2 separate regions of the Mus musculus genome follow, and region 1 is linked to region 2. A link is a loop called in an ENCODE intact Hi-C map of the cell type or tissue named here. Cell type or tissue: gastrocnemius. All regions are shown on one strand. Each heading gives the region's core, and the rest is flanking DNA. Links, peaks and the distances in the headings are about the cores only. Region 1 has its middle 15 kb from the start of Gm38539. Region 2 has its middle 55 kb from the start of Nod1.

Region 1 (5,374 bases), core at 307-5,306, 99 kb before region 2:
GAGGAGCTGAGAGTTCTACATCTTCATCTTTTTTTTTTAAGATTTATTTTTTATTATATATGAGTACACTGTAGCTGTCTTCAGACACACCAGAAGAGGGCATCAGATCTCATTGCAGATGGTTGTGAGCCACCATGTGGTTGCTGGGATTTGAACTCGGGACCTTTGGAAGAACAGTCAGTGCTCTTAACCGTTGAGCCATCTCTCCAGCCCCTACATCTTCATCTTAAGGCTGCTAGCAAATACTGGCTTCCAGGCAGCTAGGATGAGGGTCTTACAGCCACAGTGACACACCTACTCCAACAGGGCCACATCCTCTAATAGTGCCACTCCCTGGGCTGAGCATATTCAAGCCATCACGAGCATCCAAACTGCCCTATAAATGAGAGTTGAAGAATTTGATTCTCATTTATGTGTTCATCTGTAGCCTAAATGAGGAGGGGGAGGGGCATTTATGGTTCCTAAGGGCAGAAAGCAGTGTGGATGCCAAGTGTAGACTCCAAGTTTGAGTAGTCTGGACAGAGGGGCTAGGGGTGACAGGCAGTAGCAGAGAAAATCTCATCCCACCCCAACATGGCTGAGAGGACCCCATCCTACATTCCTGTTAGGGCTTAGTTGCTTAGGAACAGAGGCCTAAGGGGGCAGTGCCCAGCTTTGCCATCATAATTACTGAAATCTCAGGCTTCAGGGATGGAAGGAGACCCACCTGACTGAACACAGGTGAACTGCCTGCTTTTCTCCCTCCCTGTACCTTCTATATATCCTGAAACACTCAGCAATCACAGAGCAACCCTTGTTCCCCTGTCCCTGAGCTCTGGACCCCAGTGTGGCCTAGACATGTTGAGGACCTAGATAGGAATCTAGATGATTGGACAGCTTGAGTCGTGAGGAATCTAGGGTATATTACAGAGTCAAGGGAGGAACTGGTTAGGTTCTGGGAAGGTCAGGCACTTTGGGGACTCTACCTCAGGGGCCTGGCTGCAACCGTCCCTGGATTCCCATTCAGATTCAAGTTCCCTGAAAAGAAAGTATTCTCACGAGGATACTCAGTGCTGGTGCTTGCCTGCACACATGAAGTCCTGGTACTGTATGATGATGGCGATGATGATGGTGGTGGTGATGATGATGGTGGTGATGGTGGCGACGACATCAGCCCAAGGGAAGAACTAAGCCATATCAGCTGCTCAGGGCTGATGCTACTTGTTTGGGTTTGGTTTTTGTTTTTGTGGAAGAAACCCCAGGTATGTCATGCTTGGCCCATCCTCCTTGGTCTTGAAGGGTTGAACACAGGAGCCAAACAATAGCAATCACCCTCAGGAGGGAGGGTCAGGGGGAGAGGGAGGGCTCAGGGGAGAGGGAGGGCTCAGGAGGAGCTAAGGAGGAGAGGGAGGGCTCAGGAGAAGGAGGGCTCAGGAGGGAGGGTCAGGAGGAGAGGGAGGAGCTAAGGAGGAGAGGGAGGGCTCAGGAGAAGGAGGGCTCAGGAGGGAGGGTCAGGAGGAGAGGGAGGGCTCAGGTGTAGAGGCTCAGGAGGAGAGGGAGGAGCTAAGGAGGAGAGGGAGGGTCCAGAAGGCAATGCACTGCCTTGGGGGCCACAGAGCTCGTAAGGGAGAGGCAGAGCATGAGGTCTTGCAGGCTTAGACAGTTGCTCACGTCACCCCCAGGAGAGCTCACTCAAGGCCCACGGAGAACTAACATCCTTCCACTTCATGAGATGCGCTTTGAGTTCCTTTTAGCATCGCCTTGGGCCACCCAGGTGGTCCTGGGCATTGCGTTTTCACTTAACTGCTGGAAAGATTTGACCTCAACTCAAGAACCCACTTCAGTTCTTCTGGTCAGGAGTTCTGGGCACTCTGGTGAAGGGCGCTCTCAAACGCGCCCAAAACCAACCAGGAGGAATTCAGCAGGGAGAGGGCTCAGTTAACTCCTTAGCAAGATCACTCCTTAAGAGGTAGGGAAGGGAAGAGAAAACTTGAGAAAATACACTGAGATCCGAAGCCGAAGCAGCTAAATTTGTAAGTCTCTTTAGGAAATGAATACTGACTACCTACTCTGTATCAAGGGACATGTTTCATGTTTAAAGATCCTAAAATAGCTAGGCTACCACTCAGCTTTGGCACCTCGCTGAACAAGGGTGAAAGCATTTGGATGTTTAGGGAAATTGTCAAGAGTTGCGATCCCCAGTGCTTAGATCTGCGCGGCTCAGTGCTAGAGCAGGAAGCTTGATCCCCAGCACTACAAAACAAAACCTGCATGCTGGGGAGAATCGGGAAGTTTAGGAAATTTAAAACAGCTTCCCCTTCTGTCACGAGAAATAACCACCTCTCTGCCTATGGCTATAATACGGTTATGAGATGAGCACTAAAAATGTAACGTTTATTCTTGGCCAGAGAACTGGAGAAGCCTGGAGACCAGCAGAGACTATTTATTAGTCAGCTGATCTCTAAGAACTGACTTTGGCTTTGCATATCTGTGTGGTAAGGCCTGTGGTGGACTCATTCCATCCACACCCCACGCCGTGGGGCCACCACAGCCCTGGCTTTGCAGGTGAGAGATGTATTGAGTCAACAAGTGGCATCGATCAGAATCACCCCAAATCTCTTATTCTCAAAGTCTGAGGCAGCCCACAGTTGAGAAGGGACAGAAGCTCTGTTACTTTCTAGAAAGACAGATCCGTGATCACATGGTCCCAGAGCTCAGACTTCATCTTCAGGAGATGGTGGGATACTATGGACCGATAAGGGCTGAAAGAGCTGTATCCTCAAAAACAAAACAAACTAAACCAAGCAAGCAACAACAACCCGAGCGAACCTGGTCTCTGCCAATTCTCTAACAGAGATGTAAAGCGAGAAGGGAAAGCTGTGGCAGGAGAGAATGCCTGTGCTTGCCAGTGTAGCGCTGCCCCCTAGTGGAAATAATGTTGTCTAACATGGTTCAGCATGACTGGCTGCCAGGGATACTCCTAGGCGAGGGAAGAAATGAAAGGAAAAGAAAGTGGAAAGGCTTACATGGTGTGTATTTCCCGGTATTCATTTGGGCAGCACTAGGAATTGAATCTAGGGGCCCTGGCATGCCAGGAACGCACTCTACCACACTCCATGTGTCGCATATTCTCCCCCTTTGTTGCTGCCACCGTTGTTTGGTTTTTGATACAGGGTCTTGCTATCTATGTAGCTCAGGCTGGCCTGGAGCTCTGAATCCCCCCACCTCCCCCGCTTCACCTAACCCAAATCTTCTCAAGGTCTTTTGGCATGTTTCCTTGTATGCATATTTCCTTTGTTACAATGAGCTTACCCCTGACTTCCCATCCTACAGTGCTTCAGATGATGACTAAACTTCATCTAGCTGTCTGCAGGACTTAAAGGACAGCATCACAGGGCTCTTGAGAGTGGAGAGGGGTGTTGTTTGACATCCCACGCCTGCTGGGACCTGAGATGGGGCTGGCCCCATGCCCTTTGCTGAAATGCAGGCTGCTGATTTGGGATCAAGGTGAAAAAAAGCAACTAAGTAGGAGCTCTGGTAAATTCCCTCCCTCCATCCTGAGAACGCCAGGGGAGGAGCATGGGTGGGAGTGGCTTGCAGTCTACACAGCTTGCTTTGATCTTGTGCAATGTAGCCGGCCCACCTTAATCTGAGGTTGTGCCTAACACAGCTCCCTACTTTATGGAAGCTCTAGTCACGAGAGCCAGCAGGTGGCAGCCTCCAAGTGCGCCTTCTTGCTGAAGAACAGGGAATATGCATGCGCTAAGTGGATTATTATTCAGACACAAAGAGGAAGTGAATGTTGTTACACAAATACACAGAAGGAGCCTTGAGGACATATGCCAAGTGACATAAATCACATACAAAAAGACAATCATCACATAATTTCATTTACATGGTATGCTGGCTAGTTTAAGGTCAATTTGACAGCTAGAGTCATCTGAGAGGAGGGAGACTTGATTGAGAAAATGCCTCTGTAAAATCAGGCTGCAGGCAAGCCTGTGGGGCAGTTTCTTAGTGATTGAGGTGAGAGGGCCAGCTCCCTGTGGGTGGCACTACCCCTGAGCTGATGGTCTTGGGTTCAATAAGAAAGCAGGTTGAACAAAACATGAGGGGCAAGCCTGTAAGCAGGACTCCTCCAAGGCCTGTGCATCAGCTCCTGCCCCCCCAGGTTTCTGCCCAGCCTGAGTTTCCTGTCTTGGCTTCCCTCTGTGATGGGGTGTGACCTGGTAGTGTGAGCAAAATAAACCCTTTTCTCCCCAAGTTGCTTTTGGTCCTGGTGATTCATCAAAGCAATAGAAACCCCAACTCAAGCATATGAGGTATTTAAAGTGGTCAAGTTCATAGAAGCGGAAAGTAGAATGCAGGCAACTGAGAGCTAAGGAAGGTTCTAACACCCAGATGCATGGTCTGCTGCCTCCTAGCATCTGTGGCTTCAGATGAGGGGACAGCTGAATATAGAGGAAAGTCAAAGTAATAGAATTGATGTTGCGAGGGATTTGCAAATATTTTTGCTTAGAAGACATTAGAATTCTGGAGCTGACCAGTTCCAGAGTGCTGCTATTAAAGGCATTTGAAACCACAGTTGGTCATGTTTGTTTCTCTTAACTAAACTATAGCCTGCAACCATGCTAGCCCTGAAAGTTACAGGAGCCTCAAAAGAATTATGGGAATGCCAGAGGGGAACAAAAGAGACACTAGACTTGTCCTCCAGCTAGGTACAGGCTAATTAGGATGCTGAATGCAAAATGGGTCCAAATGGCTTTTAAAAATTGTGTTTATGATGCAGCCCAGTGTGAGAACTCCTCAGTGGTCTGATGTCCTGCTGCTTAAACGATGCTAAGTGCTTTATCTCAAGCCAGTATCCAGTGGATGATAACTGCATCAAAAACACCAAGCCAGGAATGTGGTTCATGCCTGAATCTGAGCCATCCTCAGAACAAGGGGACCTGAGCAGGTCCTTCCGTTTGTGTGGTAAACACTTCACCAGCTGAGCCACCTCCCAGGCCCCACCTCACTACTGGATAACTCACTACTTTCGCAACTGCTTTGCTTCTCTGGTGACTTCTCTGGTGGTTTGAATGAGAATGGCTCCTACAGGTTCTTACCTTAGAACACTTGGCCTTCAGTTGATGAAACTGTTTTAGGAATTACTGGGAGGTGTGGCCTTGTCGGAGAAGGTTTGTCGATGGGGCAGGTGATGAGCTTTGGGGTTTCAAAAGCCCATACCAGGCCCAGTCTTGCTGTCTCTCCGCATCCAAATTGCCAATAAGATATAAGCTCTCAGCTACTGCTTCAGCGCCATGCCTGCCCACCTGCTGCCATGTGCCCTGCCATGATGACCACAGACTCACCCTCTGAAACTGTAAGCAATCCCCTATTTAAATGCTTCCTT
Region 2 (5,374 bases), core at 71-5,070:
TTGTTGTAAAACCAACCTTATAATGTTGAGCATTGAAAAATACTGCATATAATCGTGTTCCTTTTCTATTGCTTTGACCAAACACCTCAGAAGTACAGCTTAATGAAGAGATGTGGGCTCATGGTTCTGTGGTTTCAGGCCAAGGCTGATCAGATCAGTACCTCTAGGCTTCTGGTAGCAGGCATGTATGGCAGAAGAGGCTGTTTACCTCATAGCCATGGAGCAGAAAGACCCAGAAGTTAGGGAATGAGGCATTAGCGTTCCCTTTGTAGGCTGGTTTCAGCGATCCACTTCCTCCAATAGGCCCATGTTCCCAGTGTCCACCATTCCCAACAGTCCACTGAGCTTCAGGTCCACTCCAACCCTCATCAGCCGAACACCTCTCAGTGGGTAGCTCTACCAATTGGGGTCTAATACATATAAGCCTTTGGGCGTATACTTCATACCCAAATCAAAACAGTAATAATACAGCTACTTTAATTTTTTGTAATGATTGTTTATACTTTGCTGAAATATCTTTAATTAAAAAATGGGGCTGGTGAGATGGCTCAGTGGGTAAGAGCACCCGACTGCTCTTCCGAAGGACCAAAGTTCAAATCCCAGCAACCACATGGTGGCTCACAACCACCCGTAATGAGATCTGATGCCCTCTTCTGGAGTGTCTGAAGACAGCTACAGTGTACTTACATATAATAAATAAATAAATCTTTTAAAAAAATGTATTTGTGTGTGGGAGAGGGTTGGGGGAGCAGTACATGCATGCATGCCACAGTATGTATCTGGAGGTCAGAAAGCAACTTTAGGAGTTGGTTCTTGCCTTCCACCGTGTAGGCACCAAGACTCACCAGGCTTGTTGGAAAATGTCCTTAGCCACAGAACCTCACTGACCCTCAAACACCCCTCTCACTGTTGCAATCACACTGTGTGTCTGCAGATATTTTTATGTAACTCTGACTGGCCTGCAACTCACTATGTAGAATAGACCTCACTGAGATCTGCTTGCTTCTGCCTTCCAAATGCTGGGATTAAAAGGTGTGTGTAAACACACACTATGTCTGCAGTTCTTTTTTAATAAAACATTTCTCTCACATTCTCATGCTCTTAATAACTACCAGTTGTGTTCTACAAATTTGAGAATTTAATTTAATTTAATTTTTCGCTTAATTACATTCTAGTGATTAGACATTCATGCTTCCAGACTGACTGTAGTGCTGGTGATGATAGCAATGTTTTGGTAGAATTGAAAATCCTTAAAGAGCCAGGCGTGGTGGCGCATGCCTTTAATCCCAGCAGTTGGGAGGCAGAGGCAGGCGGATTTCTGAGTTCGAGGCCAGCCTGGTTTACAAAGTGAGTTCCAGGACAGCCAGAGCTATACAGAGAAACCCTGTCTCGAAAAAACAAACAAACAAAAAAAGAAAATCCTTAAAGTTATTTCTTTGGAGCGGGATGGTCGAGGCAGAACTCTTCCTATTATGCAATTTTATTTCATTGTCACCCAAGTTACGGGTGTGAGGAATGATTTAGAAAGACAGAAAACCAGAGAACAGTGTAATATAATAACCAAGGGCATTTCCATGGAAGAGGAAAGCTCTGTGGCCCTGCCCTTCAGCCTAGACACTGTCCAAACACTGCCCATGCCCCAGATGTGCATGTCTGAAGATTGTTCACTGGTGGTGGCAATAATGGCCACAAGAGGAGTTGGCAGTCCCAAAGAGTGGCTCCCGTTGTAAGGAGGCCTGCGTGTGATGGTGGGAAGTATGCAGGGGTTGGACTCTTCCTTGACTGAGGCATGTCATATCTCTGGGTGGGTTCACTCGACCCGAAGAAGCCCAGTCTAAGCCCAGGCCAGTGGAAACTGCTTCCCTGCACAGCCTCGTGGAGTGGAAATGCTTCTTGAACAGGGACAGTGAGAATCAGGGATGCAATTGTGCACATTGTCTTGTTAGCCAGGACAGGCTTATGATGAAGCAAGCAAACTGTCAGGATGGGACCTGGGCACATGTGGAAGACCACACTTATCCTGTTTGGGACTTCAGGCTCACGTGATCCAAACCCTCACTCCACCAGAGAGTAAACTGGTATCAGGTGGCAAGAGTGACAAGGGAATGCCACACAGCTGATCACTGGTGGCGCTGAAGTGAGAACACAGTTCAAAGTCTTCAGTTTACTTTGCAACTAACTAACTAACTAACTAACTAACTCCTTGCCTATTAAGTGCGGGCAGGCAGGCCAAGCAGAAAGGGACTTTTCTGCAAAGGCACAGTGAGTCTGTTTGGCATCCAGTATTTCTCAGGAAACCTCACGTTTACTCCTTCAATTAAGATGCCTGCATTCCAGGACACTGGAGTCAGGCTGAAGGGCATCAGTGAGCGTTGTGTCCGGGGAGCACCATGGGATAGCATCGTGGGCAGGAAGAGTGCGATAACCAACAACTGCATCCTCCATCCTCCATCCTCCAGCCAGGAGACTGGGTAGATGGAAGTCAGCAGGTACATTCTAGAGCTGCAGTCACATGGGGTGTGTGTCTGTGACTTTCATTACAGGAGGACCTCAAAGAGCCAACTGTACCGGGTCCCTGGTGACAGGTGCACTATTTCACTCTCTCATTTCTTAAAATAAAATTATTTACTTGGTGTGTGCCCGCCCATGCTCACATGTGCATTTCCCCCTGTGAACGTGGGTATGTGCATGCCATGGCTTGCATATGGAGGTCAGGCTCCATGGTCTCCATCCACCTTGAGACAGGGTTTCTTTTGTTTCTGCTGCTGTGCTGCCCTCTTCAGGCCAGAGAACTGACAGGCTTCTCTTTGGTTCTCCTACATCTCACAGTAGGGTACTGGGACTACAGACGTATACAACTGCATCTGGTTTGCATGTTGGGTTCCAGACATCAAACTCCAGTCGTCACTTGTAAGCACTTTTACCTGCTAAGCCATGAAACTCAGACCAAAGCAAACTGTGCTAAATAAAAAGAAACTATCTTAATTCCATTTATCCATCACGTCAAAGACAGCAATACACGCAGAGAACTGGCTAAGAACTCATTAAAAGATGACTTGGTCAGTCATTCACTAGTGCTGAGGGTTCAAATCCCAGGGCTTCTGGCAGCTGTGTGACCTTATACAAGTGACTTAGCTTTTCTGTTGTTGAGTTTCCCATCTGTAAGCAGGCTGGTTAAATAATGCTCCTCCTGTAGGGTTATTTGAGCAAGCAGGTTAAATAAATTAATATAAAGCTCTTACCCAGTATCCATGCGCAGTTAGGGCCCCAGAAACAGCGACTCCCATTACCTCATCAGTCTGTTTTCCTCTGGTGCTGCCTCAGTGGAAGCAGGAGTTAGGGCAGGCAGAAGCAGAGATGTCCTGTGCTACCCTTCCCAACCTTAAGTATATAGCCAAGACAACACCACCCCTTCACACAGCCCAGACACAAGAGGCCACGTGCAATGCTAAGTGCTGAGGGATGAACCAGCATCCATATCTGTAACTGTCTTCTTTATTTTGTAAAGGGGCCTCGTATCCAGGAAAGCAGGTGTACTGGCTGGTTGTATATGTTAACTTGACACAGGCTGGAGTTATCACAGAGAAAGGAGCTTCAGTTGAGGAAGTGCCTCCATGAGATCCAGCTGTAAGGCATTTTCTCAATTAGTGATCAAGGGGAAAGGCCCCTTGTGGGTGGTATTATCTCTGGGCTGGTAGTCTTGGGTTCTATAAGCAAGCAAGCTGAGCAAGCCAGGGGAAGCAAGCCAGCAAGTAACATCCCTCCATGGCCTTTGTATCAGCTCCTGCCTCCTGACTTGCTTGAGTTCCAGTCCTGACATCCTTTAGTGATGAACAGCAGTTTGGAGGTTTAAGCTTAAGAATAAACCCTTTCCTCCCCAACTTGCTTCTTGGTCATGATGTTTGTGCAGGAATAGAAACCCTGACTAAGACAGCAGGGCATGGGCTGGACAGACAAGAGGCTTTCCATATCAGAATCCATGGCTGAAGTTCGCTTCTGTTTATCAGCAAGTGGTTCTCTTTCTAGCACTTCTTTCTCCCACTCATAACACTGTAGCTCTGACTCCTGCCTGTAATACAAAGATATGAGAACCTGGAGGAGGGAGATGAGACTGGAACAAGAAGGAGGAAGTGGCTGGGCTAACTCCTGGAAATTGACTTCCTTCCACTGCACAGGTGGCCAGCTGGCCTTACATGTGACGTCACCACCAGCAGCCTGGGTACAGGAAAAGCAAGTTCACAAGCTACTAAACCCGCAGGATGGGCCAGATGCCTGCTGTGGCATTTAGATGTTCAATCAAGTGTTTCATTAGGTGACGTGTAAGGCTCTGATTCCTGCTACTGTGATGTGCTTGCTTACTAGGAAGGGTCTAAGGTCTCACTATACTGGGCTCAACTTTATGATCCTTCTGTCTTAGCCTCTGGGGTTCTGGGAATACAGGTATAGGCCAACACAACCAGCCAAGAGGACTCATTAGTAGCCAACAAACTCTTGTGCCTGCCCCAAGTAGTCCAGTGATTCGCACATCTTCATCATAAACTGACTTCCGGTACATCTTCTCTAATCTCCTCCCCCATGGCACATTTTAGCCACGTGATATGCTGTAATTCTGTTTCAGTTCCAAAGGACCACAGTCAGATCTAAGCTTCCTACCACCCCTGGCAGTATTTGTCTCCCCAGTGCTGCTGCCCTATTTGAGGGTGCTCTGTCTCCTCACATCTGGTAGTTCTCTCCTTGCCGCTACATCCAGAACCCCTCTGTCTGTCTCACCATCGGTCCTTCCATACATGGTACAGTTTTCAGTTCAGCAAGTCACGGGTCTAACAGTGGATTCTTTTCATTCACCTGTCCCAGAGACCATCTTAACCTGTGCAATGACTTCTCCTTTGTTATTTTTTCTTTTGATCCTCCTATGAAAGAAGAGGTCACCATTGGAGCGGCTTCCCTCTAAAACACACGAGGCAGTGGCCCTGTAGGACTTCCACCATGGCCCCTGATTCCTGAAATCAGCCCATGAACAGAGTCAAGAAGCTAGTTTGCTTACCCGTGCTGCTGTTGTACTTTCTCTTATTTCTTGGATTCCCACCATCCTGTCCTCCAAGAGCCCAGGAGCCTCCTCTGTGGGCATCCAAGTTAGCCTCTTTACCACACTAGCATCCTCCCCACATGCATCATATCACTGTACCACTAAGCTGGCCAAGGATCAGGAGGTTCAGAGCAAAATCCAAGTGTTGCACACTCTGCCCCCCCCCCTCCAGCAGACCAGGCAGACCTTCTCCTACAGCTTCCCTCACCACCCCACCCCTTTGTCTCAGCTGCCAACTCCATGCAGACATTCCATGGACACTTGCCTGCCAGGGAAGGGGATGGGTGA

Evidence for each region. Hi-C counts contacts between places; a loop is a spot of excess contacts. Peaks named below come from ENCODE experiments on the same cell type or tissue, not always from the same donor. Only the 100,000 strongest peaks of a DNase experiment are listed, where the experiment ranks them.
Region 1: it touches region 2 in a loop (12-fold over the local background); 15 of 42 quality-filtered maps call a loop at or near these places.

The regions. Positions count from the first base shown.
Region 1 is chr6:55,014,708-55,020,081 of GRCm38, reverse strand. No RefSeq gene overlaps it. Among named protein-coding and RNA genes, the nearest start is that of Gm38539, 15 kb to the right of the region's middle. In gastrocnemius, for the core only: CTCF peaks have their summits at 2,901 (motif pointing left) and 3,688 (motif pointing right); DNase peaks (open chromatin) are centred at 2,539, 2,899, 3,458 and 3,644; H3K4me3 peaks cover 975 bases; H3K27ac peaks cover 198 bases.
Region 2 is chr6:54,915,121-54,920,494 of GRCm38, reverse strand. No RefSeq gene overlaps it. Among named protein-coding and RNA genes, the nearest start is that of Nod1, 55 kb to the left of the region's middle. In gastrocnemius, for the core only: a CTCF peak has its summit at 2,781 (motif pointing left); a DNase peak (open chromatin) is centred at 2,769.